Regions from separate parts of the Mus musculus genome. Here regions 1 and 2 are each linked to region 3. Evidence: chromatin loops called from intact Hi-C (ENCODE). Cell type or tissue: left cerebral cortex. All regions are shown on one strand. Links, peaks and the distances in the headings refer to the core of each region. The heading gives the core; the rest is flanking DNA. Region 1 has its middle 7.8 kb from the start of Gm29903. Region 2 has its middle 13 kb from the start of Ern2. Region 3 overlaps Prkcb (protein kinase C, beta).

The links. A loop is a pair of places that touch in the nucleus more often than their neighbours do. Peaks named below come from ENCODE experiments on the same cell type or tissue, not always from the same donor. Only the 100,000 strongest peaks of a DNase experiment are listed, where the experiment ranks them.
Region 1: a loop joins it to region 3, with 8 times the contacts of the local background. A loop is called at or near these places in 40 of 42 quality-filtered maps.
Region 2: a loop joins it to region 3, with 7 times the contacts of the local background. A loop is called at or near these places in 18 of 42 quality-filtered maps.

Annotation. Positions count from the first base shown.
Region 1 is chr7:122,247,893-122,256,254 of GRCm38, forward strand. No RefSeq gene overlaps it. Among named protein-coding and RNA genes, the nearest start is that of Gm29903, 7.8 kb to the left of the region's middle. In left cerebral cortex, for the core only: CTCF peaks have their summits at 3,838 and 4,038; DNase peaks (open chromatin) are centred at 1,539, 1,777, 3,806 and 3,986; H3K27ac peaks cover 1,888 bases.
Region 2 is chr7:122,195,461-122,203,822 of GRCm38, forward strand. No RefSeq gene overlaps it. Among named protein-coding and RNA genes, the nearest start is that of Ern2, 13 kb to the left of the region's middle. In left cerebral cortex, for the core only: a CTCF peak has its summit at 4,068 (motif pointing right); a DNase peak (open chromatin) is centred at 4,065.
Region 3 is chr7:122,456,342-122,464,703 of GRCm38, forward strand. It overlaps Prkcb (protein kinase C, beta), which reads left to right. Exons shown (of 17, transcript NM_008855.2): 4 at 874-985; 5 at 1,703-1,831. Among named protein-coding and RNA genes, the nearest start is that of Gm51497, 160 kb to the left of the region's middle. In left cerebral cortex, for the core only: a CTCF peak has its summit at 3,454 (motif pointing left); a DNase peak (open chromatin) is centred at 3,434; H3K27ac peaks cover 635 bases.

The DNA.
Region 1 (8,362 bases), core at 1,395-5,394, 210 kb before region 3:
TCTGATGTCTTTACATGGAGAATTCCTGCACTCGAAAATGTTGAGTGAAGAAAATAAAATTTAATTGCCAAATGTTAATGGCTGCTGGTAAACTTCCAGTGGAGAAGGGACAGGTGGCGTTTTCTGGGCATCGCTGATGGTAGTCGGGGACTCACAGGTGAGGGTTGAGCATGATAAGGGCCATAGTGTGAGACGGTTTGGTCCAACAGCTGGACAAGTCTGTGGTCTTCATTCCAGGGGAGCACACCACTGGGATCGGGTCTCCCAGAGCTTAGGAAGTTTCTCCAACCACGAGTAGTCATGTGAAAATGGGTAAAACAAAACAAAACAATGAGAGAGATCGGCCCTGGCAGTGGCCGGAAAGCCCAGCATTTAGGAGGTAGAGAGAGGCAGGAGGACCAGAAGTTCAGGCCTGTCTCAGTTACACAGCAAGTTTGAGGCCAGTCTGGGCTGCATAAGTCCCTGTCTCAATAAATAAAAACAAAACAAACAAAACAGCGAATGGCGGGGACATTGTCACCAGCCCTCAAGACCTGGCAGGTATATCTGCTAGCTCCTCACTTCAGGGCAGCCTTCCCCAAGCCACTGGGGAGCAGATAGGGAACTGCTCCAGATTTCCACCACCACCTCTGTGGTAAGTGTGCTTGCCAGCTTTCCATTACACTAACAGAATGGCCGAGTCATTACCTTATGGGGCAGGGTGGAGGTTGGAGGGAGGGGTGGGGCTGTTTTGGCTCATGGTCTCAGTCTATGGCCAGTCAGTCTATTGCGTTTTGGTTGGTATGACCATGTCGCTAGGGACACTCATGGAAACAAAGCTGCTTGCTTCATGACTTCCAGGAAGCGAAAACAACAAAAACAAAAGAAAAATAAAAAGACAAAGAAAAAAAAGGAAGAGAACCACCATCTCTTTGAAAGCGTGACCCCAATGACCTAACACCCTTCCAATAGGCCACAGTTCTTAAAGTGTCCTTGTCAGTGATAATATACACCCGGACACCACCAAGCCTTTAACACTCATGCAAAACTGAGCAGTGCGACCTAACAGTCTGGGGCAGAAGACAGACTTGGAGCAGAGATAATAGCGTGAGGTTAACCTGGCCAGGCTGTGCTCCAGTGGATCTGATGTGAGAAACATATGTGACTCATAAAATATTGTATGCTTATTTATTTATTTTTATTTTATGTGTGCATGCAGGGGGTAGGGTGTACCATAGCATACGTGTGGAAATAAGAGGGCAACTGGCAGGAGTTGATTCTTTCCCATTCTGTGGGTTTCTGGAATTGAACTCAGGTCACTGGGCTTAGCAGCAAGTTCCTTTACCCAGTGCCCTCTCTCTCAGCCCCAAAGTGACCTGGTTATTGCACTCCCCAGGCCTGATCATTTATTTGTTACTCTTAAAGACTTACTTTTGACTGGAGTCAGAAGTATAAGTTTTCAGCGAGTACAGCCTACGTCTCCTGGCAATCTGTTCCTGGTTTTTTCTTTGGCTTTCCTTCATATACTTGGCCAAAGATTTAGCATCTTCTGTAGCCTCCTCCTCATTTTTCATACTGTGTCATTTCTTCAGGGCAATACCTCTGCATTTGTGTTGCAGGACACATGGAGTGACACCAGGGTGAATCTTGGATGCTTCCGTCCTGGGGTTTATCTTCTGTGTTTACGGGCCTTCTGACAACATACTGGTGGGCACCATCTTCTTCAGACATCGAAAGACTTTCAGATTCTGCTAGCTCTTCTCAGCACCAATTGCCAAGGCACAATACTATCTGTCAGTCCAGGAATAGCCACCCCCACCGCTTTTTATAGAATAACCAAGCTGAGAACACTCAGATTGGCACCCACAATGCATCCTCAGACAGACTCTCTCTCCAGCATTCCTCGGGCTAGAACAAGAACGTCCCTGACTCAGCAGCAGGCGCCCTTTGCCGTCAAGCACCTTGCTCGATGGGAAAACCTTGTGTATAGTTCCTACCACTGATCTGGACCACATGACCATTCTATCTTCACCCAGAGCTTCAGCGGCTATTTCTGTGGCCAGGGCTTCTCACAGAAAGCGCACAGCTTACACTCATTGTCCACTTTAAAGAGTTTCTGAAGTAGGTGGCAAGGAAAGAGATATTCAGCTTCATTTTGACACTGCCGACCTCCTAGTGAAAGAGACTGTCATTTCATCATAACAAGCACTGATTGTGTCTGGTTTGTTTGTATCAACTTGATTGACACACTTGGGACACAAGGAACACCCTATCTAAGTTGTTTATTCAGATCTTTGAGGATGACATGAGCAAGCGGTTTGTATTTCTGCTTTTAATCCATGTCTTTCAAGCATGTCACATGACAGTATTAATGAATGAGAGTGTGATTTAATGTCTTCTAAGCAAATCTATTAGTAAATCATTTATTAAATCAAACCTGTAGCTTTGAGTTTCTTCTACATTAATTGAAGAGTGGTAGATAGTATTGCCTTGCAGTCAGGCTACCTTTGGATCAGCCAATGAGAAGAGAGATGGAAGAATATCTAGAAAAAGAAGTTACTTTAGTTTTGAAAATCAAATTATTGTGGTTTCAGGACTTGTCGCTTTAATCCAAATGGAGGAGCTTTACAAAAATGATGTGGTTATGGTTAATAAGGTGTTTTATTAGCTGCTGGCAAACACCTATACCCAAGCTACGCAACTTAGCTTAATGGAGGAAATGTTTATTTTGGCTTATGATTTTAGAATTTCAGTCCATTGTAATAGGAAGGCATGGTTGCCATGGGAGCATAAAGAGGAAGCAGTTCATATTCCTGAGGACCAGGAAGCGGAGAGAGTGGTGAACCCAGGGTCTAGACTCTAACTTTCATGGGCTAGGCTCTAGTGGCTTAGCTCTTCCAGCTAGGCCACATCTCCTGAAGATTCCATAATCTCACAAAGCAGAGCCACTATGTGGGGACCAGATGTTCAAATCAGGAACCAGTGGTGCACAGTCTAATTCACAGTTACCGGTATCAACCAAGTATGATACGTTTCATCTTAGTGCACGTTGGCTTTCTAATCCCAGCCTTTAAATGACGTCTAATGAGCAGGTGGATCCTTATCCAATAATAGGGTATTGTACTGCTTAGAAAACAGGAATTGGAGACAAAGAGACAGGCACAGAGGGATGAAGAGATGCAGAGAGAAGGCAGATCCTGTGAAGGCAGAGGACTGGAGCAATACATTCACGACCAAGAGAAGGTTGCTTAGATGTCTTGAGGCTACAGAGAGGGAAGGAAGGGCTCCTCTATGGGCATTGGAAGGAATATGGCCCAGTGAGTGCTTCAGACAGTTTCCTTCCAGAACTGAAAGATTATATACTTTGGTGGGTTTTAAATTTTTATTTATTTTAAATTACGTGTGTGGGCGTGTAGATGCTCTCAGAGGCTAGAGGTGCCAACTACCCTGGAGCTAGAGTCAGGTGGTTGTGAGCCACCTGTCACGGATGAGTTTAGGTTCTCCGGAAGAGCAATACATGCTCTTAACCACAAAGCCAACCCTACAACCCCTGCCTTTGTTTTTAAAGCGATTCTATCTGTGGCCCTTAAAGCAGCCCTCGGAAGTCTGCGCGTGTGCTAGAGCGTCAAGGACAGGTAGCAGGCCTGGAACTTGGCCTGAGGTAGGTGAGCTATTAAGGCAAAGCCCGCAACAAAATAGCTAGAAACAATCTAACAAGGCAAGCAAGGGCTGCCTCAGAAGAGGCCTGAAGTCGTTTTCTCCTTGTAGTTTCGGGTGGCTTCCACCAGGGGGCAGAGCGGGACTTCTGTGCACAAAATAGGAAAAGAATCTCAAGACAAACTGTCGGCAGGTTAATTCCCCAAGCTAAAACCACCCTTCAAATACCACTCCATCCCCACCCCACCTTATACTACCTCCAATACTCTCAAACACCACTACCACCTGAAACCATCCCCCAAACATCTCCACCTCCACTCCACCTTCATAGCATCCCACTCACACCCGGCAAACGTCACCGCCACCACCTCTCCTCCCGCTAGGGGGAGAAGAGAGGCAAGAGACTTCCCGATTGCTTAAGGAAAAGAGAACTAGGCCCTCAGAGCTAAGGCAGTCTGATCTCCAGTTCCCCGCACTCTGTCGTGGATAATATCGGAGACAGGCCACCTGCCTTTCCTTCAATCAGACCTTGAATCCATTCTCAAGTATTCTGATGGAGAACAATTAACGTTTGCATCATAGGAGTACAGAGATGACTGCCCAGAAACCCATGTTTTCCTGCAACTGCTTCAACAGCAGACAGGCTAGTGCCCCACCCCCTTGACCATAGTGGACCTCAGGGTTTTGACAGGAGGGGCCGGAAACATAGACTGGAAGGAGCATGTGAGCCCCTTCAACTGCTGCCTTTGTGCAGATTCACAGTCGTTCAGTCCCTTTGGATTTTTTACTGTACCCTAGAACCCACACCATAGTCATTCTTCTAACACCTGCTCTTTAGGCTAGTTAGAGTAAGTTTTTATGATTTGCAAAAACCACAGAATTTAAAAAAACCCAGAACTAGTATGAATTATGATGTCTGTGGATAGAGATCTACTAAATGCATTACTTCAAGTCATATAGGCAAATTTCAAAAAAGGAAAAATAACAAAGTGTGTGGGCATGGTGGTGCACACCTGTCATCCTGGCATTCGGGCAGCTGAGGTAGGGAAATCGGGAGCTTAAGTCCAGCCTGGGCTATGCAGAAAGACTCTGTCTTAAAAATAAAGCAAAACATAAAAGTCAAACAAACAAACCCAAAGCACACAACCGCCACCCCCCTCCCACCACCACTGGGACTATTAGAAGTCAGAAAAAGGCTAACTGTGTGCAGATTCTCAGCAAACATTTCCTGGCTGGCTACCATCATTAGTAATAATACCCAGTAAAATTGATGTAGGGATAAGGGAGAGGTCGGTAGTGAGGCCTCTGCCTCTCTACATGGCAATGGAGACAAAGTGCTTTCAAATGGCTAAGGGCAGGCAGTGAGGTGCAGTCCTACTGTGTGGAGTTACACTCTGACGGCCAGTTAAAGCCAAGAATGTTTTCTTCAGAGCGTCAGGGTGCTCACTTCAGAGACCTGTTTGCAAAGGTCCAGGCAGCACAGCAAGTGGGCCTGAAGTTCAGATGGGCCAGTTGCTGGGCAGGATGCGCACCTGACTAGTGGGAGGTGCTGTTTTCTGATGTACAAGTAGTTGCTCACAGCCTACCTGAGCATCCGCTGTCCGTCTGGTAGGAGAAAATAGTTCCTCATTATGGTTTTAATTTACATTGCCTTAATTGTGTGTGGGATGGAGCTTTCTCTTGTGTCTATAAGCTGTATTTCCTTTCCTGAGAGTCGCCTTCCCAGTATCCTTTGCATCACAGCTCCTTAAACTGCCCATCATGTGGGGGGCCTCCAGGATAATTTGGCAACAGTGAATGGTTTTTGAATGTGCATTGACCAAAAGGCAGTCCAAAGTTATACACGTAAGGAATGGATGTGCCTCTGGCAGCACCATCTTGAGACTTTGAGACTTTGCTGCAGCCTTGAGTCTGAGCACACCCCACACCACTTTGCACTGCCTGTGTCCTCAGGCCACCCAGAGCCAGTGAATGAGAAGGGTGCAATTGACTATCTGCAGAAATTTTTGCTGTAAATACCCATTTTCTGCTCTTAGAAAAACACAGTGAGTCAATTACACAAAACAAAGAGGTATTTTCCTACTGTCATTTCCCCAGCAAGGGACAAATCTGCATACATTTGGATTGCTTTGTGCTAAAACACTTGCTTTTTATGAGTTGTTTTGAGTTGATGACCCGAGTTTGATAAAAAATGAAACAAAACAAGAAACAACAATAAAATTAAACAGTCATAGGAATCATGCTATTAACTATTTACCTAAAACATCTTACATGTAGGTCTGTGTGTAAATATACATACATATGTAATTTAAGTGAAATTCTCTCACAGGGGCTGCCACTGCTCCCTTCAAGAGCCAAAGATTACCTAACAAAAACTCCAACACCAGGTAAGAGAAACTCTCCTTTGAGTTGTTGGTGACAGATGTCCAAGAGATTCAGAAAACATACAGGCTATTGTTAGTTCTCTTGGTTGCCCCCTCAGAAGTAGAGGGTAAGTCTTCATTGCTGAAGACACTATGCATGTCAGAAACAGGGCCCAGAGACCCCCTGAGCTGGAACTGACCTGAGTGGCTCCTGTTTCCTGAGGACTAGCATTCATAGCATCGTTTGGCTACAGAAGGGGCCACGTGAGCCTCCAAAGGAGGGAAGCAATACCAATATGTATGATGCCCATGAACCATAACAATGAGCACAGCACGATAGCCCTAAGGGTGCAGTAGTGGCATCGTGCCTTGATGGTAACCAACAGCTCTCTAACTGTACTTAAGACTCCCTTGGTCAAGGATAATGGCACACGCCTTTAATCCCAGAACTGGGGAGACAGAGACTGGTGGATCTCGGTGTTCAAGGCCAGCTTGGTCTACAGAATGAGTTCCAAGATAGCCACAGCTATACAGAGAGACCTTGTCTCGAAGAGCAAAACAAAACAAAACAAAACACTCCTCTAAGAAGAGGGAAACCATGCTTGGTATAGAAAACTTAGCAAACTGCTCAGGACTAGTGAAGTCGTGGATTTTGGGGGAAAGCCCATGACCACCACTTTACTAAACCAATGTAATCCCTAACTATAACTCTAAATATTGGCACTTCCAGCTACAAATAAGTATAGTCCTTACCTCCATCAGGAAAACTACTCTTGCAGCAGATGGACACCACTACAGAAAACCACAACCAATCAATATGCAGAGTTGTGGAGCCCAGTCACAACAGGTAAATTTGCAAAACACGGAAGAGAACATTGCGGAAGAGGGGGCAGAAGGATTGGGAGAGACAGATGACCAGTGGCTGTGAGACTGTCTCCTAGCAATGCCAGAAGTGGCACCCATAAAACTCTCACCAACATGGCTGCCTAAGGATGAGCTGAACAGCAACAACAGACATGCCAGTGTGGATGGGCCATGACCTCCGGCCTCATCCCACACCAGGGACCGCAGGCAACGAAGCAATGCTGACACCAGAGATACAGTATTCTTCAGGGAGGAGCACACCGATTTATTACCCAATGTCAAACAGGGAGATCTGAAAACATATACATACAAGTGACATTATACAGACTGAGCAGGCCAGGTAAATACACACACACACACACACACACACACACACGCACACGCACACGCACACGCACATGGACACACACATACAAATATTCATGCAGCAATTAATGAAAAATAATCCATGAATTTGAAAGTGAGCCAGGAGGGGCACATGAGAAGAAAGGAAAAGGAGAAGTTTGTAATTATAACCTCAAAAATAAAAGGAAAAAAAAATCATTACACAAAGGCCTGTAATTACGCCTGGATATATGTGTCCAATAATTTTTGAAGTGTACCTAAAAATATTTCTGCCGTTTTGTGTTAAGTATGTACGTGAGGTGGGATTCTCAGTGTTAATGGCGCTGATATCAAAATACAGGAGCCAGCGTGATGCTCGGCAGTTAAGAGGATTTGCTGCTCTTCCAGAGACTCCAAGTTCTGTTCCTGGCACCCACATTAGGGAGCTCACAACTGCCTGGACACCAGATCTGATGGAGCCTTCTGGGCTCTGTGAGCACCTGTATACATCACACACACACACACACACACACGCACACACACACACACACACACACACACACATATGCACACACACACACACACACAAATACATAACAAAACCACTATTGATCATCCAAAAAATATCAAGAGTACTGTCCATTCTGAAGTACCAAGTGCTTGGCCCTGGAGGTTGAACCTAGTGTCTCACACTTGCCAGGCAAGTGCTCCACCGTTGAGCTATAGCCCCAGTCCACAATTTAGCTCTTTAAGTAAAAAGTCACAAGATCATCCGTTCCATTGATACAGAAATTTGCTTTAATTTTCAGTAAACGGTAAGGTTGTATATGTATACCAAAGAAGTGTTTTAAAATAAATCCCTCCATAATTTCTTATCAGTAGATGTCTGGCTTGAATAACTTCTTTACATTTCTCTGAATACAGATTCATATAAAGATTACTCAGGCACGCAAGCAATGGTGGAGGGCTGTGCCCTAAACAAACATTTATACTGTTCCGTCTGAGGCTCAGGGAAGACTGCAGAGAAGTGAGCAGGGAGTATGCAGGAATGGAAAGGTAGGGTAAAGGGCTGTGGGACGCCATTTTCTAGACTCCGCATGAATTTTCTTACCATGAACTCATACTTCAGTTACCTACACCCAGTCTACACAGCACTGGGACGTTCAACAATCAGT
Region 2 (8,362 bases), core at 2,168-6,167, 260 kb before region 3:
CTAAGACTTGCTTCTTCTGAGCTCTGGCTGGCTGATTCAACTCAACTGTTTGGGCTCAGACTCCTTTCCAAGCTGACTGATTCAATCTGACTTCTCTAGGCTTTCCCTGAATTGCTCTGCTGGGCCTCAAACTAACTCTGACAATCTGTTCTAATCTTCTGGCTCCTTTTCATTCTCTAGCTCATTCTGTCTTTTTCTGTGTCTGGTTTGTTCTCTCTTAAACCTGTCTCTGTAAAACTCTCCTGGTAAAACTGTCTCCTTTTCTCTCATTTCTCTTTTCTCTGCCTGCACTGCTCTCTTAAGTAGCTTCCCTTTCACCTCCTCAAGAGAGTTGTGCATATCCTATTCTGTCAAATCTTTCTCTGACTCGACACTTTGTCTGTCACTCAATTAGATGTCATTTTCAAACATGGCTGCTTTCTTCTACAAACTAACTTTACCTTTATTGTTTGGGATTAACAGTGTGTACTAAGGGCATGTCTGTATTCCAGCCAGAGGAATTAAAGGTGTGTGATAAGGGATGAGCCACACCAGAATACCATCCTGGGGTTTACGGTATGATCAAATGTCTTGCAACACTGTCTCAAAAAACAACCCAACCAATCAAGTTAGCAATCAACAATAGAAGATCCTTTCCTTATGCATCTTTCCAATCTACATAAAAGTAAGCATTTACGTGGCATTGATGTGCGTCTTGCTCCTGACAAATGAAGGAGCTGTTTGCTGACACTGTTAATGTCCAGTATTATGGTCTGGAGGTCTGTTAACCCAGAGTTCATGTTTTAAAGACTTAGTGGCCAGGATGATGATGTTAGGAGTAATGGACCTTTAAGAGGTGGGGCCAAGTGGAAAGTCTTTAGGTCATTAGGAAGAGAGGACCAGGAAGGGGTTGTGGGACTCCAGCATCTGGCTTTGTGTTTTGAGATGTGATCTTTTCTCTTGGCTACACCCTACCATTTATTGTAGATTCCTGATAGAGCCTCATATTGTGTGGCCTCCAATACTGTGAGTTAAATAAACACCCCCTTTAAAAAAAGTTTATAATCACATTTACTTGTTTACTTGTATGTGTGTGGTCCTATGTGCCATGGCACACCTATGTGCACACGTGTGGAGGTCAGAGGACAATTTGTAAGAGTCGCTTTTCTCGTTTCACCAGGTAGGTCCTGAATATTGAACTTAGGTCATCAGGTCTTCTGCTGTGTTACTGGTCCTATACCTGTTTTTCTTTTTTGTTTTTGTTTTGTCCAGCCAGCCTTAGGTGTTTTAGTAACAACAGCAACAAAATAGAGAAATATAGTGTCCTAGTTTGGTTTCTGTTGCTGTGGTAAGCGGCAAGGCCAAAAGCAACTTGGGGAAGAAAGGGCTTATTTGGCCTTACAGGCTATAGGTCATCAAGGGAGGCTTGGGCAGGAAGCTGGAGGCAGGACCGGAAGCAGAAGCCAGGACCGGAAGCAGAAGCCAGGACCGGAAGCAGAAGCCAGGAAGAGATGCTGCTCACCGATTTGCTTTCTTACACAATCCAGAACCATCAACCCAGAGGTGGTGCCACCCACAGTGTACTGGGCCCTCTCATATTAATCATTAATCAAGAAAAACAGCACCCACAGGCTTGCCTCCAGGCCAACCGGATGGAGGCAATTCCTCAGGTGAAGCTCCTGCTTCCCAGGCCGTTCTAGTTTGTGTCACGTTAATAAACGAACCAGCACATTCTCTTAGGCTTCAACACCCGCCAGTCCTGCACTAACACCCTCCAGAGCGCCATTGGTCACAGACTATGAGTCTTTTTTTTTTTTTAACCTTCTGCATATAAAAACAGTCATTGTTGAAAAAGTATTCTGCATCTTCTTCACAGACTTATGTTCTTAATAAGTTAACTAACTTACAGGAGAAGTTCTATCGTCCTCAATCTACAGACGAACAAACCATGTTTCAGAGACATTAAGTAATTTACTCACCTAATCAAAGCTAGTCGTTTGTTGGGTGGGTGACTAGTACTCCAACCTAGCTTAGTGATCTTGCCTCAAGGGAGGCCTCTAGTGGTAACATGCCAAACTGCAGGCTTATCATTCCTTTTGAAGGAAAGACTTAAGGACTCTCTGCTGCTGATGATTAAGAAAGATTGGTTATCCTGGACATGGAGTGAGAAGGAAGGGAGGGACAGGACTTGGAGGTAGTGATCCCAAGGCACGTGGGAGGCTGTGGGATCATGTTGTATTTTTTTGTGGGGATGCCTGGGAACTTTTTCTGTTTATATTTCAGTGGTGCAGTAGATCCTGTGCCTAGAGCCAACTGCCACATTTTCATACATTTTTTATGAGTGACTGGTAATTGTGACTATCAGGGCATGGTGGCACTTTCCAACAGCCCCAGCCTTCTGGCTCAGGTTCAGGTATCAGAGTTGGAGACCAGGCTGGGTTCCTTAACAAGACCTTGCCTCAGAGGGGGAAAAAAAATAAAACAAACAGACAAAATAAAAAATATTGACAACTGGCAGAATGTAGTGGCACACGCCTTTAATCCCAGCACTTAGGAGGTCAGCTTGGTCTACAGAGCAAGTTCCAGGACAGCCAGGTCTACACAGAGAAACTCTGTCTAATAACACAACAATAACAATGCTGGTGACAATAAATAATAATAATAATTAATAATAATAATACCAAGTACCAGGCCTGTGCCAAAACTGAGTACTAGAGATAAGAGTCCACACATTAATTGGAAGCAAAACTATAGAGCCAAGACTGGAAACTTAGTGTACCCCATTCCCCCATACTTTTTTGAAACAAGGTCTCACTATGTAACTCAAGCTGCCTCATCCTCTTAAAGTACTGGGGTTAACTGTGAGCTATCACACTCTTAAGTTCTTCTCAACGAGAAGACCCCCGGATATGTCTTATTCCCCCCACCACCTCTTTTCAGTCTCTCTGTAGGACTAAGTAGCATGATGCTCTGGGGTTGTCCTGGGCTCGTTGTTGGATGGGTTCCTGTTTTTGACAGGCATCATCATAAGCAGTATTTGACACAGGTGAACTCTTAGCCATGTGTTACAGTGTATCCTAAACAGAACAAATGAGCTGACCCCTTAGTGTGTGGACACAGCAGGCAACAGTCAAGGTCTGAAAGGCCTGTAGGTGTCGTAGATCCGGTGATCCAGGACTCTTTGGAGTTGAGCAAGAACACTTCTTTTTTGTTTTGTTTTTCGAGACAGGGTTTCTCTGGGTAGCCCTGGCTGTCCTGGAACTCACTTTGTAAACCAGGCTGACCTCAGAAATCTGCCAGCCTCTGCCTCCCGAGTGCTGGGATTAAAGGCTCGCGCCACCACGCCCAGCTGCAAGAGCACTTCTGACAGCAAGCTTTCCTTGCTAAAATGCCTGACAAGAGGCTGCACTTCAAGTTCTGGGTTACTAGGAAGAAGGGTGGCGGCCTGTTGTGTTCCAGGAAACCACTTTCTCTCAGTACACTCCTGGGAGAGGCCTATGGCATGCCCAGGACTCAAGTTCACAGTTTGGCCTACAGGCTAACTATTTTTATGTGTATGAAAATTTTGCCTGTACGTACAGAGGGCACCAGATACCTTGGAAGTTATAGATGGTTGTGAGCCAACAAGTGACCTTAACAGCTGAGGCCCCTCTCATTTTTTTTTGTTTTTGTTTTTGTTTTGCTTTTGTTTTGTTTTGTGAGGCAGGGTTTCTTTGTGTAATAGCCCTGGGTGTCCTTGACTTGCTTTGTAGACCAGGCTGGCCTCGAGCTCACAGAGATCCACCTGCCTCTGCCTCCCAAGAGCTGGGATTAAAAGCACCTGCCACCACAGCACCTTACAGCTAGCTCTGAATGGTTCCTGTTTTGTTTTTGTTTTTCCTTGAATCTGATATGCTAGAAATATGTAGCGTTACCCTTGACTCATGTGTTCTCTCCTTTTTTTCTTTCACCCGCCAACCCCTCTGCAGAGAGGTTCTAAGTAGTTCCTTAGGAAAAAAACCCTTTGCCCTGGAATTTATCTTATCTGACCTTTACAACTGCGTGTGTGTACTCTGTAGGTCAAGGATGTAACATCATTTACTTACAGCAGGGGGCAGTAGAGTGTAGCAGATAAATGTCTGTGGCTGTAACTGGGTTTGAAATTTGATTTCAGTCGTGCCCTACGTGAACATAGAGCTTTTTCAGAGAGAAAATCTTAAACTATGTATCCTCCAATGGATATATAATTATTTTAAAATTTATACATGATTCCTGCCCTAATATTTTATGTGTATATAGTATAGAATGTAATGGAATGAAATTCAAGTGAAAAAAAAAAAGATGAAATTCTCCTTAACATATTTTATTGACAATCAATTGCACATGTCATAAATTCACAACCTAGCCTGGAGATATAGCTCAGTGGTTAAGAGCCCTTACCTAGGTTTGATTCCTAACCCCTGCACAGTGGCTCGCAACCTCTTGTAATCTCAGTGACTGGGGATCCAACATCCTTTTCTGGTCTCTGAGAAGGGCTCCTGCACACAGGTGATATATCTTCACGCAGGCTCACAGATATACACACCAAAACTTTAATCTTAAGAAAAGACTTACTTATTTTAGTTTTAATTATTGTCTTAGTTATTTTTCTATTGCTGTGACCAAACTCCATGACCAAGGCATGAAGGAAAGCATTTGACTGGGCTTATGGTTTCAGAGGGTTAGAGTCCACACTGGCAGAGGGAAAACATGGTGGCTGGAACAGGTAAAAGCTCTCATCTTGATCAGTGAGTGGGGAGAGAGAGCACACAGGGAATGGCTGGAGACCTTCGAAACCTCAACGCTCTCCCCTCAGTGAGGCATGTCCTCCGTCAAGGCCATACTTCGAAATCTTTCTCAAACAGTTCCACCAACTGAGGACCAGGTATTCAAACATAGGAGTCTATGGGCGAGCCACTCTCGTTCAAACCACCCCATTTACGAATGTATGCCTAAATAAGTTTTATATATTTGCAGGTACTCACAGAGGCCAGAGTGCATCAGATTCCCTGGAACTGATGACAGGTGGTTGTGAGCCAACTGTTATGGATGCTGGAAACTGAACCCAGGCCCTCTGCTAGAGAGAGCAGTGGGCACACTTAGCCACTGAGCCAGCTCTCCAGCTCCTTAAAATCAAATCTAAAACAAACAATCCCCCAAAACAACACACACACACACACAGAGGGAGAGAGAGAGAGAGAGAGAGAGAGAGAGAGAGAGAGAGAGAGAGAGAGAGAGAGAGACAGAGAGAGACAGAGAGAGACAGAGAGAGACAGAGAGAGACAGAGAAACAGAGACAGAGACAGTGTGAGAACCTGGTATGTTTTGGCATCATGAACACACTATGCCGTTAACATCCATCAGACACAAAGGTTTTTCATACCCCTGCAATCTACCTGCTCACACTTCCTAAACAGTCACTCACTGCTCAGCGAGTCTGCTTCCTGTCCCTGTGGGTTAGTTTGCATTTCTTAGAGGTGGATTTTTATGTACATGTGGGTTTTTTTTTACATTTATTTATTGTGTCTCAGTGTGTATATGTGTGTGTCTCGCATGCGCGCATGCCTGCTGCCTTGCACACGTGTTGGTCAAGGGACATCTTTAGAGGGGCTGGCTCTCTCCTTCGACCTTGTGGGTTACGGTGACAATGCACATTCTCAGATCCTCATGCCTGGCACTGAGCATCCTTGTCCTTACCTGCTGAGCTGTCTCACTGATCCCGAAGTTTGCCAATGATATGTAGCATAATTATTTAAAATGTTCCATTGCATTTGTACATCTACTTTTGTGTGTTCGGGAGCTTGCGCATGTGGCTGTATAGACATGCCCATGCCACAGCATTCATGTGGAGATCAGAGGACATCCACTGTGTGAATTCAGGTGACCGAACTCACGCCATCAGGCTTGGCAGCAAGCCCCCTTTTACCTGCTCAGCCACCTCACTGGCCCCCTTTTACCTGCTCAGCCACCTCACTGGCCCCAGAACAGGTTCTTTTCCTTGTTGGTCTGTCTTCTTTTTACTCAGCACAACTAATTTGAGTTCCAGTATATTCACAGATGAAACCGAGGGCGAGACACGGGTGCGATGACTTTAAATAAGATTTTGTGTGTAAGTGAAACTATCTTCAATTTTTAAATTTTGGTTTTGATTGAACTTAAATTAAAAATGATTTATTCTTTTTTTTTTTATGTGGGTGCATGTGTGCATGTTTTTATGTGGCAGGTGAATCTCTGTGAATTTAAGGCTAGTCTGGTAGTCTGGCCTATACAGCAAATTCCAGGTTAGACAGGCCTACATAGTGAGACTCTGTCTCAATAAAATAACTAAATAAAATAAAATAATGAGAGAGAGAGCGCGCCAGGATTTCTCTAACTAGACTAGATTAGCTGAGCTCCCAGGGACCTGCCTGTTCCTACCTTCCATGTCACTTTGAAACACAGGCACATACCACTGTGCCCAGTTTTGTTGTTTTGTTTGTTTCATTTCTTTTCTTTTCTTTTCTTTTCTTTCTTTCTTTCTTTCTTTCTTTTTTTTTTTTTTTGAGACAGGGTTTTTCTGTGTAGCCCTGGCTGTCCTGGAACTCACTCTGTAGACCAGGCTGGCCTTGAACTCATAAATCAGCCTGCCTCTGCCTCCCAAGAGCTGGGATTAAAGGTGTGTGCCACCACTGCCCTGCATTGTTTTTTTAGAACTCGAATTCAGGAACTCACACTTGCCTTGCTGACTTGGCCGTCTCCTCTGCTGTTATTCATGGTTTTAAACACAGGGGCCGGCTAGCTGTGAATTCTCAGGGTTCTCCTCCCCTGCCTCCTGAGTGCTGGAATTCCGGGCACACACCACCATGCCCAGCTTAGTGTTTGTCATGTGTTCAGGCACAGCCATATGGAAAAGTAAGAAGTGGAAAGACTCTCACTAAAGGCCACCCCGAATCTATCTCAGTTGTCCCTTCTCATTGTCCAGGTCCCCACTTCATCAGAAGTATCTTTCATATTCAGTCCTGCATGTATGAAAACATAGGTATTTTTTGTGCTCTCCCAGTGTTTAAAGAAAACATCAACCCCCAAGAATATGTACTGGCCTACAGTTAGCTTTTCTCACTTGGTATATCTTAGAGGTGTTTCCATAAAAATCTGTAGAAAGCGCTCCCCACCCCTTCCAGCTTCATCATATTTCATTAACCTAATGGACACGTGGGTGGTTTCCAAGATTTTGCTGGAAAGGACAATGCTACGTCAGATGATCTTGCACAGTGCGATGTCTTACAAGTGGGTAAGGGTTTTCATAGGGAAAATTCTTAGAATTCTCAGTGCAGGATCCAGAAGAACACACATTTATCATTTTGTGACCCCCATGACTGGACAAAACGGAGACAGAGTCACCCACCCAAACTGGATAGATGAGACTTCCTGCTTCCCCAGGGTCTCACCAACGGTGTTTATCCAACACTTGGAGTCCTCCCATTTTTGAAAATGAAAAAAATCTTGGTGTAGCTTTAATTTGCATTTTCCTTAATATGATGGGTGTTAAACTGTGTGTTTTCTTTTCAAGTGTTTCTTAGGGCTTATGTGATAGATGGCTTATAGAGTAAAGGAGCTTCTAAGGGCGCTGATGACCTAATTTCATCTCTGGGCTCCACATGGTGGAAGAAAAAAACCAACCTGAACTAACCAACACACACATACATACTGTACCACACAAGCACATGTGCATGCACACATGACTGTAAAAAAAATTATTCCTAAAAAAGCCTTGCTAAGCCAGATGATGATGGTGCATATCTTAATCCCAGCAGTTGTGAGGCAGAAGCAGGTGGATCTCTGTGAGTTCGAGACCAACCTGGTCCACAGAACCAGTTCCAGGACAGCCAAGGGCACACAGAAAAACTCTTGTCTTGAAAAAAAAAAGTCTTGCTAGTAGTGATAACTTCATAAATTATCTAAATTCTCAAGGTGTGAAACCTGCCAAGGGTTACAGATGACATTTCCTTCCTTCCTTCCTTCCTTCCTTCCTTCCTTCCTTCCTTCCTTCCTCCTTTCCTTTTTGAGACAGGGTTTTTCTGTGTAATACTGGCTGTCCTGGAACTCACTCTGTAGACCAGGCTGGCCTTGAACTCAGGGATCCACCTGCCTCTGCCTCCCGAGTGCTGGGATTAAAGGCGTGTGCTTCCACGTTCTGCTACAGGCAGGTGGAGTTTTCTAGACCTTTCCACCTGGAGGACTCTGCGTGTTGGATAATCACTGTTGGTGAGACCCTGGGGAAACAGGCAGTCTTGTCCGTTCACTGTGGGTAGATGGGTCCATGACTCTGTCTCACTTCTGTGGAGTCACAGGGGCACAAAATGACAGATGTGTACTGTGAGTGGAG
Region 3 (8,362 bases), core at 1,949-5,948:
GTCTGACCCCGTGTCCTCAACCCCTCACCACTAGGGTGTCGTGGCCGTGCTTATTAGTTAAGGGATTGTGCAAGCTGTTGCTGTAACCAGTAAATAGTAATGAGCATGTAGTCCTCCATATATGGAGACCTGGGCAGACAGACATGAGGCTTTTCTCTCAGGCATCAACCTCAAAGGCGTTGTCCAAGGCTGTTAGGCTGGCTCTGTTCTCAGGCTCCAAGTTTGAGTTTAAGGTCATAACATTTTCTCACTTTCTGGCCAGTAGGGAGGGCAAAAGAGGCAAGAGGCACATGTATGTTCCTTTTAATGGAATGATCCAGAAGTTTATACTTCCCATTGATCAGAACCCATGGCCACATCAAGCTACAAAGGAAGCCAGGAACTCTGGTGTCTATTGAGCATGGCCTCCGCTATAATTCAAGGGCTCTGCTGTGAAAGGGAGGGGTGGAACCCCGGCCCTCTCGGCCACGGCTTGTAGACTGTCCTCTGTGAAGGTTGTTCCCTGAGGGTCAAATGACCTGTAAGTGGGAACACTTTGTGGTTAGACTTGGGTTTAGATCACTCTAGAAGACTGTTTGCAGAAGGAAGGGGTGGGTGGAGCTAGGAGCAGGGGGCCTGCTGAGTGCTAGGATTTGCAGGTTGGCCCTGTGAATGCCTTCTGGACATGGAGTTTGACCAGTCATCTGTCTTACGTACCCACCCCTCTGACCCCACTTGTCTAGTATCGAGTCCGTGCATGGTGCTCCAGCGATGGTCCTGACGGGCATGGCAGGACCCGGTTCAGTCCTTCATGAGTTGTCCATTCAATGCAGGCACAGTCCTCTGCTCTCCTCACTAACGGTGGCCTCTTCTGTCTGTTTCTCTTGGTCTCAGGACCCCCGGAGCAAACACAAGTTTAAGATCCACACGTACTCCAGTCCTACCTTCTGTGACCACTGTGGATCGCTGCTGTATGGACTTATTCACCAGGGGATGAAATGCGACAGTAAGTCCTTGACGTCCTGGGGGGCATGTGCCACAAGAGAGGCTTCTATCCTAATGGCTTAGGGTCCACGTCTGCACTGTGTCCCCTGACCCCTGGGTAGGAAAGGTACTGTTGTTACCCGATGTCCTGTATTGAGGTCTTCTCCCCATAACAAGGTGGGCCAGCTCATCCCCGTGCAGAACACTTCCTATACACCACCTCCCTGTTGTGTCCGCTCTCTGGGGAACTCAAGCTATTAATGTCACTACTTTAAACTAGGAGATATCTTACGTAAGTGTGTTCTTGATGACATTAAACATGGGGCAGTTTGACAACATCGTGTAAACATTCCTATAGGGTCTACTTGGGTGGGTGTGGCCTTGTCCTCCACGGGACCACCTCCACATCTTCCCTCACTTGCAGGATGGTGCACTGGGCATTTGAGTTGGCACTTCAGAACCACAGGAGTATAGAAATATAGAGGTACTGCTTCAGGCTATAACTTAGCCTTCAAGGAGAATGACCCCCATCCTTCCTTCATGCATCAGGGTTGGGAGAAAGATTTGGAGAAGTCCTTCTGATAGGATGTAACTTGTTCTCTGCTAGGTGGGTGTCACTAAGGTCAGGGAACAGGAAGGCACCGGTGGGTCTAGGTACAGCTGATGCCTGGAGCCCCCAGCGTGGGCCAACCTGAACCAGCCTGAGCCATTCCTCCCTTCCCTCTCTCTGCCCTCACAGCCTGTATGATGAACGTGCACAAGCGCTGCGTGATGAACGTCCCCAGCCTCTGCGGCACTGACCACACGGAACGCCGCGGCCGCATCTATATCCAGGCCCACATCGACAGAGAGGTTCTCATTGTTGTTGGTAGGTGGCCCCGAGGCTCCTGCATCGGGAGGTGCCCGAGCTTCAGGGTTCCAGAGTTCCGTGAACATGTGAGGGGGTGGGGGTGGGGTGGGAAGGGGTGAGGGGGTGGGAGGTGGGTGGGTGGGGGTGGGGATAGTGCCCAGGCAGGTCACAGGTGCACGGAGGGGCATAATGTGCATAATGTGGCTGCTTTGCTCCTGCCTCCAGTGTGGCCCTTCTCCACAGTGAAGTCCTCAGACTGTGGAACCTCAAAGCCACCTTCTCAGCACTTTGAGGTGGCTTCAGCTGCCTAAAGGGCAGCTGAGCCTTCCAGGCTTCATTCTAAAAACAAAATGTGAAATTGAAATTATAATAATTGTATTTATTTGTGGCCACAGTATATCTGACACATGTACAATATGTGACCATCAAGTCAAGGTAACCTTCATGTATCTCTGGGCCACCTGAGCCCTCCATTCGCCCTTCTTTAAAACAACAACAACAATAGCAGCAACAAAGAATGTGTAATTAAAATACAGTAATAGTATACATTTGTGGACGTGGTATATTTTGACACATGTGCAAATCATAATGACCAAATCAAGATAATTTTCACATATGTCTGCACTGCTCAGACACCTATGGTTTCCTTGTATTGAGGATACTGAAAGGACTTATAATTTCACAGAATCTTCTTCCTGCCTCCTATCTGTTCTCTCCGCGTCTCCTGGAACGTGAAGTGCCTGTGCCCTTTTTCAGATAACAGAGAAGGCATCCTTGCTTCCTCCCCAGACTTTTCCAATGGGAACATAGAGTCTTGATGACCAACACCAAATTTGGAAGAATTTATGTCTTAAAGAGGGAGGGAGGGGGTATGCAGGCCAGAGAACTATCCGGGGCCTCCAAAATTTATTTTAACCTGTTGGGAGCTATGCCAATCACTATAATATTCTGCATACTTGTTTTGTGTCTGAACTGAGAAAACACAGCAATTTGCCTAGGAGAGGAGACACACAAAGGGCAGAAAGAAGGGCCTATCTGCTTTTCTGTGGTGAGCATCTGTGATACTCAGAGAATAGGAATTCACCTGTGCTGGACTGGCAGAGACTTACCCGTTCCTCACGGCAAAACCAGTACAAAAAAACTAGACACAATGGTGTGGGGATTTGAAGGAACCGTTTCTTCCAGGCTTGCGACACAAACTCTGTAGACTTACGTAACTAATTTGTATATACAAGGCCTCACCATTTCATCACGGAAGGAGTCGGTTTTGTTAAGTTGGCCAATTTCTGAGGCCCCAGAAGGGTTTAGTAGCACTGACCTGCTGAGCCCTAATGTGGTCAGAGTTTGCTTAAACCATATAAAAGTTAAAAACTATAACTCCTTTTTGAAAGGGCCGTTTCAGAAACCTGGTGAGTTCTTAGAGAAGATGGCTTCATCAAGAGGCTTTTCCTTCAAGGACAGGCCAAGGGAGGAGGCAGCTGTCTCCCAGAGAGGTGCTTGTGGGGTAGGAGTGGGACAACAGAGAATCTTAGGGTAACAAGTTCAAGGAAAGCCTGCCCTATCCCTCACCATTGACTTGAGCCTTCAGTGCCTGAGGGACAAAAACTGAGGCTCTGCTGCCACCTAGTGGTTGAAAACGGTTGCCATGGGCAGTCACATTTACAGAGTGTATTTAGAGCCACAGGACCATCTTGCCTGATAAGTTCATTTTAGGAATGTGATCTAGGGAAGTGAGCATTATCCTGGTACCCATCCTGAAACAGGTTCATCAGGTGCTCAGTTCCCCAGCTAGGTCCAACTGACTTGAAAGCACTCTCCTATACACACCAAGTTACTGTTTTAGCTTAGCTTCGTCTCGTTGCTTAGTTTCCCATTTATTTCCTTTTCTAGTTTAGCAGCAGTAGCTCTTAGGGGAATCCACTCGGAGTCTTTGATGATTTGAGGGCACAGGAGTCTTTTGAGCTCAAGGTCAGGTATTCTGCATAATTGTACTAATGTCTCTCAGGCTGTCCTGGGACACATCTGTGATATCTGTTGCTATAGCAACAAAGTACCATGGACTTTGATTCTTGCAGAGTCCTGAAGGTCTAGGTCAGTAGTGTTATTCCCTGTGCTGGGCTCCAAGGGACTCTGATCTATACTTCTGCTGGTTGCTGACAGTCTTTGGGGTTCTGTGACTCTAATGTGTATGTGTTCTTTGCTGTACGTCTGCTAAATTAGGATGCCAACCATTGGATTGTGGCCCACCTTAACCTACTATGACCTGATCCTCACTTGAGCACAACCATAAGGACTTTATGTCCATATAAGGTCATGGTCACAGGTGGCAGGATGCAGGTTTGAACTTAGGATTTGGGGGGGGGGTCACAATTCAACTCAATAATGGAAGGTAGAAAAGTTGAGGCCCCCTTAAAGTTCAGAATAGAATTTTCCATCCTTAGGGTCCCGCAAACTTTAATTATAAAGCTGCAAGCATTTTAGTAGTGTCTGTGAGATTGCTCAATGGACTAATGCTGTTGCCTTCACAGGCCAAGAGAGACTAAGACTTGGCAAAGCTTAACCAAGATCAGAGACAGAGCAGAGATTCCCATCTGGGCCACCGTGTCACTACACCTTGCTAATAACTCCTTCACAATTCAGGCATAGGCTGTGCTTAGCATAACCTTATTTATTGATTCTAATAAGAGACTTAAAGGTTGCCTGGGGCCTTCTCAGAAGTTCTGCACCAGAAGTGGCCTTGTGTTTTACCTCACACAAACCCTAGACGCACTTGTGGGGTTAGAACTTTCTACTGGCCACCAGCCTGGGACACCGTTGTCAGACCTGGGTCTCATATGCTGTGCATAAATCCAGCCCTTCCCTGGGCAGAAGGGCGTCTATCTTCCCCACTGCTGAAACCCAAGTTGTCTCTTCACTCCCGTGGCTCTTGTAGGCCATGATCAGAATGGCCAATTCTTCTGAACCCATCAGTGGGGTTCCTCACATCCTCAGGTCACTTAGATCAGACACAGTAGGGCCACTATCCATCCATACTCTCTCCAGGAATTCTCTAGAAGGTGGCCCTGTGCAAGCTCATCTTTGCCATGTTTTCTGCTGGAGCTTAACTCCTTTGCAGAACTCACTAGATTCTCAGCCTTCACCTCCCCATGCCTTAGTCACACAGAGTATAGTGAACTTGAACTTGGATGGTTACAGTTTTGGGTTTGCCTTTCCACAGACATTAATTAGTCCCACAGGGGCAGAGTGGGTCTTTTTGGTTCATGACCTGTGCCTCCCAACCCCTGGTAAGTTTGGCATCACTGCACATTTGTGGAATCAGAATACAATAAAAGATCCTGTTAGACCTGAGACCTCCAGGTACCTTCTGAGGTTAGAATCAGCAGAGATTCTATCTCACAGTATTATTGTTATAAGAAAGTTGATTACACACACAATCTTTAATATCTCATCCAATGCCAACAGTAAGTCATCATGGGACCAGGATGCACCCTTTGGACCCATGACCTCCTTGTTCTCTGGATGATACAGAGCAGTGGTACTTTTAGAAACATAGGAAGCCATGTTGACATACTATGCCTAGTGACCTTATGGGAGAAGGTAACACCATGTCATAACACTAGATCACGGTCATACAATGAGCCAGAAGTCAAAATTCTGAGTCCTTGTGCATATAACAATATATTATTCAACCGATTTTGATTCATTATCATCCTATCAACAGAAAATCTGACATTCCAATCTCATACATTATGGCTATATTCTTTCTAAATTTAAATTTTAGGTTAGTATACAAAGTGATGGTTTGCATTAACAACAGCCACATCTTTTTAGATCTGAGGATTTCTTACATGCATATAACGTATTTTGATTAAATCTACCCCTTTCCCACCCCTCCCATTCTTCCCCCTTCCACCTTTTTTCTTCCCAACTTTAGATGCTCTTAAGAAATAAATGAAAAGAAACCACTTGGTCCTCTTAGTGCTGCCTGGATTCTCATGGGTGTAGGGCCACCTCCCTGAAGAAAATTGACTGTCCCTCTGCCACAGCCATCAAGTGCCAGTGACTCTTCAGCTGGAGGTGGAGTTTAATGAACCCTTCTGTCTGACTTCCATGCTGGAGTTTCGGCTGACTTGATCCTGTGCATATAATCATATGTCATTCTCACAGATGTTATTTTGATGCAGATGTCCACTACTTTTTGGGTCTTGTAGCTTTTCTCCCCTCATCTGCAATGATTCCTGTGTTCTGGGGGAAGGGACTGTGATATAGACATCATTTAGATCCGAGCACTCCACAGTCTTTCATTCTTTGCATGATGACCAGTCTTGGGTCTCTGTATTTGTTAGTTAGGATTTTACTGCTGTGAATAGACACCATGACCAAGACAATTCTTATAAGGACAACATTTAATTGGTCCTGGCTTACAGGTTCAGAGGTTAAGTCCATTATCATTAAGGCGGGAACATGACAGCATCCAAGCAGGCATGGTGCAGGAGGAGCTGAGAGTTCATCTGAAGGCTGCTAGTTGAAGATTGTCTCTCAGGCATCTAGGATGAGGATCTTAAAGCCCACGCCCACAGTGACACACTTCCTCCAACAAGACCACATCTCCAAATAGCACCAATCCCTAGGCCAAGCATATTCAAACCACCATAGTATCAATTGCCACTTTATTAGAAAAGTAACTTCTCTGATAAGGCTTGAAAGATGTACTGATCTATTCATATCAGTTTATCACTATGTCCATTTGGCAGAATTAGGTTCACTCCTATGACTTAGTTAGCCACAGGTCTTTGGTCCAGTTAATGACATCAGGCATGAGTGCCATCGTCAGAGCAAGCCTTAAATCCAATAAGAAAGTAGTTGGTCACTCCCGTAGCATTTGTACCATGATTGCACTGGGGGCCATACCTCTCCAGCTGCTTCCTATTGTAGCTTACAGTATTCACAGCTAGGTAAGACTGTTGGTGGGTTATCTCCCCCACTAGGATGCATAGAACCTTTCAGCACTGTGAACAGCAGCCAGTAGAGCCGAAGCATCCAGGCTGGTACCAGCTTGATTTCTCCATGTCCTGAGACTCAAATATGTGTGGGTTTGGGGCAGTAGGGTCTTACCATGAAGTTCCGGACAGTAACCAAGAGCCACGGCAATAGCCTCTAATATTAAAAGGACATGGGACTAACGACTCAAAAAAAAGTATCCCATACCTGTCACCAGGCTTTTTATTTGGTCTGTGGGATCATGGAGCAGCATTGTGTCTCTGTTACAGGGCAACTCCATTTAAACTCTGTTTTCATATGTATCATGTATAGTTTAGGAGGGGGCTATGGCAGTGAGCTTCCACTTGGTTTTTCAATGTCTTCCGTGTTAGCTCTCCCTCTCCACACTCCCCCCCCCCCTTTACCAGGCTCTCCCGTCCCAGTTAATCCTTCCCATTGTATTACTCCCCTTCTCCCTTCATATCACTCACATTCTGTCTTTCTCTTGAATGCCTTCCCAGCCCCCTCCCTAGTCCCCTGCCTTCTACTGGGTACTCCAATTCAAACACACGTGTGGAAAGACTCAAAGCTGGCATCCACATGTGAGATAGAGCATGTTCTGTTTCTGGGTCAGGGTTACTTCAGCCGGAATGACTGATCCGGCTGTATTAATCTGGCTGTATATAATTCTGTATCTTTCCATTTACCTGTGAAGTTAATAACTTTATTTTTTTCTTTACGGAGTCATGTACACACACGTACAACCAACTTACTGGATAATGTTCCATTGTATACCTATCCCATATTTTCATTATCCGTTCATCCAGGCTGGTTTCATCTTCTGGCTGTTGTGGATAGAGCAGCAATGAACATGGATGAGCAGGGATCTCTAGTGAGATGCAGAGTCCTTTGGGGATATGCCTAAGAGTGGCATAGCTGGGTCACAAGGAAGATCTGTTTTCTAGCCTTTTGAGGAACCTCCACCCTGGTTTCCAGTGTGTCTGTACCGGTTTGTACTTCCACCATCAGTGAATAACTGTCTCCTTTCCCAATGCCTGTTCTCTTTTTTTTTTCTTTTTAAAAAAAATCTTAGCCATTTTGACATGGGAAAAATAAGATCACAAAGTGGTTTTAATTTACATTTCCCTGATTGGTATTTCCTTTTTTTGAAAGATGTCTGTTTTATATATATGTTGTCAAAGACTTTTTCCCTTGTGTAGGCTGTTTCTTTTCTCAAATGTCCTTTGCTGTACAAACACCTTTTAGTTTCTCGAGGTCTCATTCGTCAGTTGTTGGTCTTATTGCCTGTTCAGCCACGATCCTCTTCCAAAAGTGCTTCCCTGTGCCTATAAGTTGAAGCTCTTAGCCTGGGAGGGAACTTCATGAATCCTCCCCCAGGCTATGTTAATAGCTGTCATTTTTTTTTTTTTGACCCAGGGTCTTACTTTGTGGCCCAGGCTGTCTCAAACGTGTAGTCTTCCTGTCTTCACAGACATACATTTTAAACTGTGAGTTATGTTTGCATTTATGGTTATATTTTCTCATATCTGGGGCTGTTCTAGAAAAACA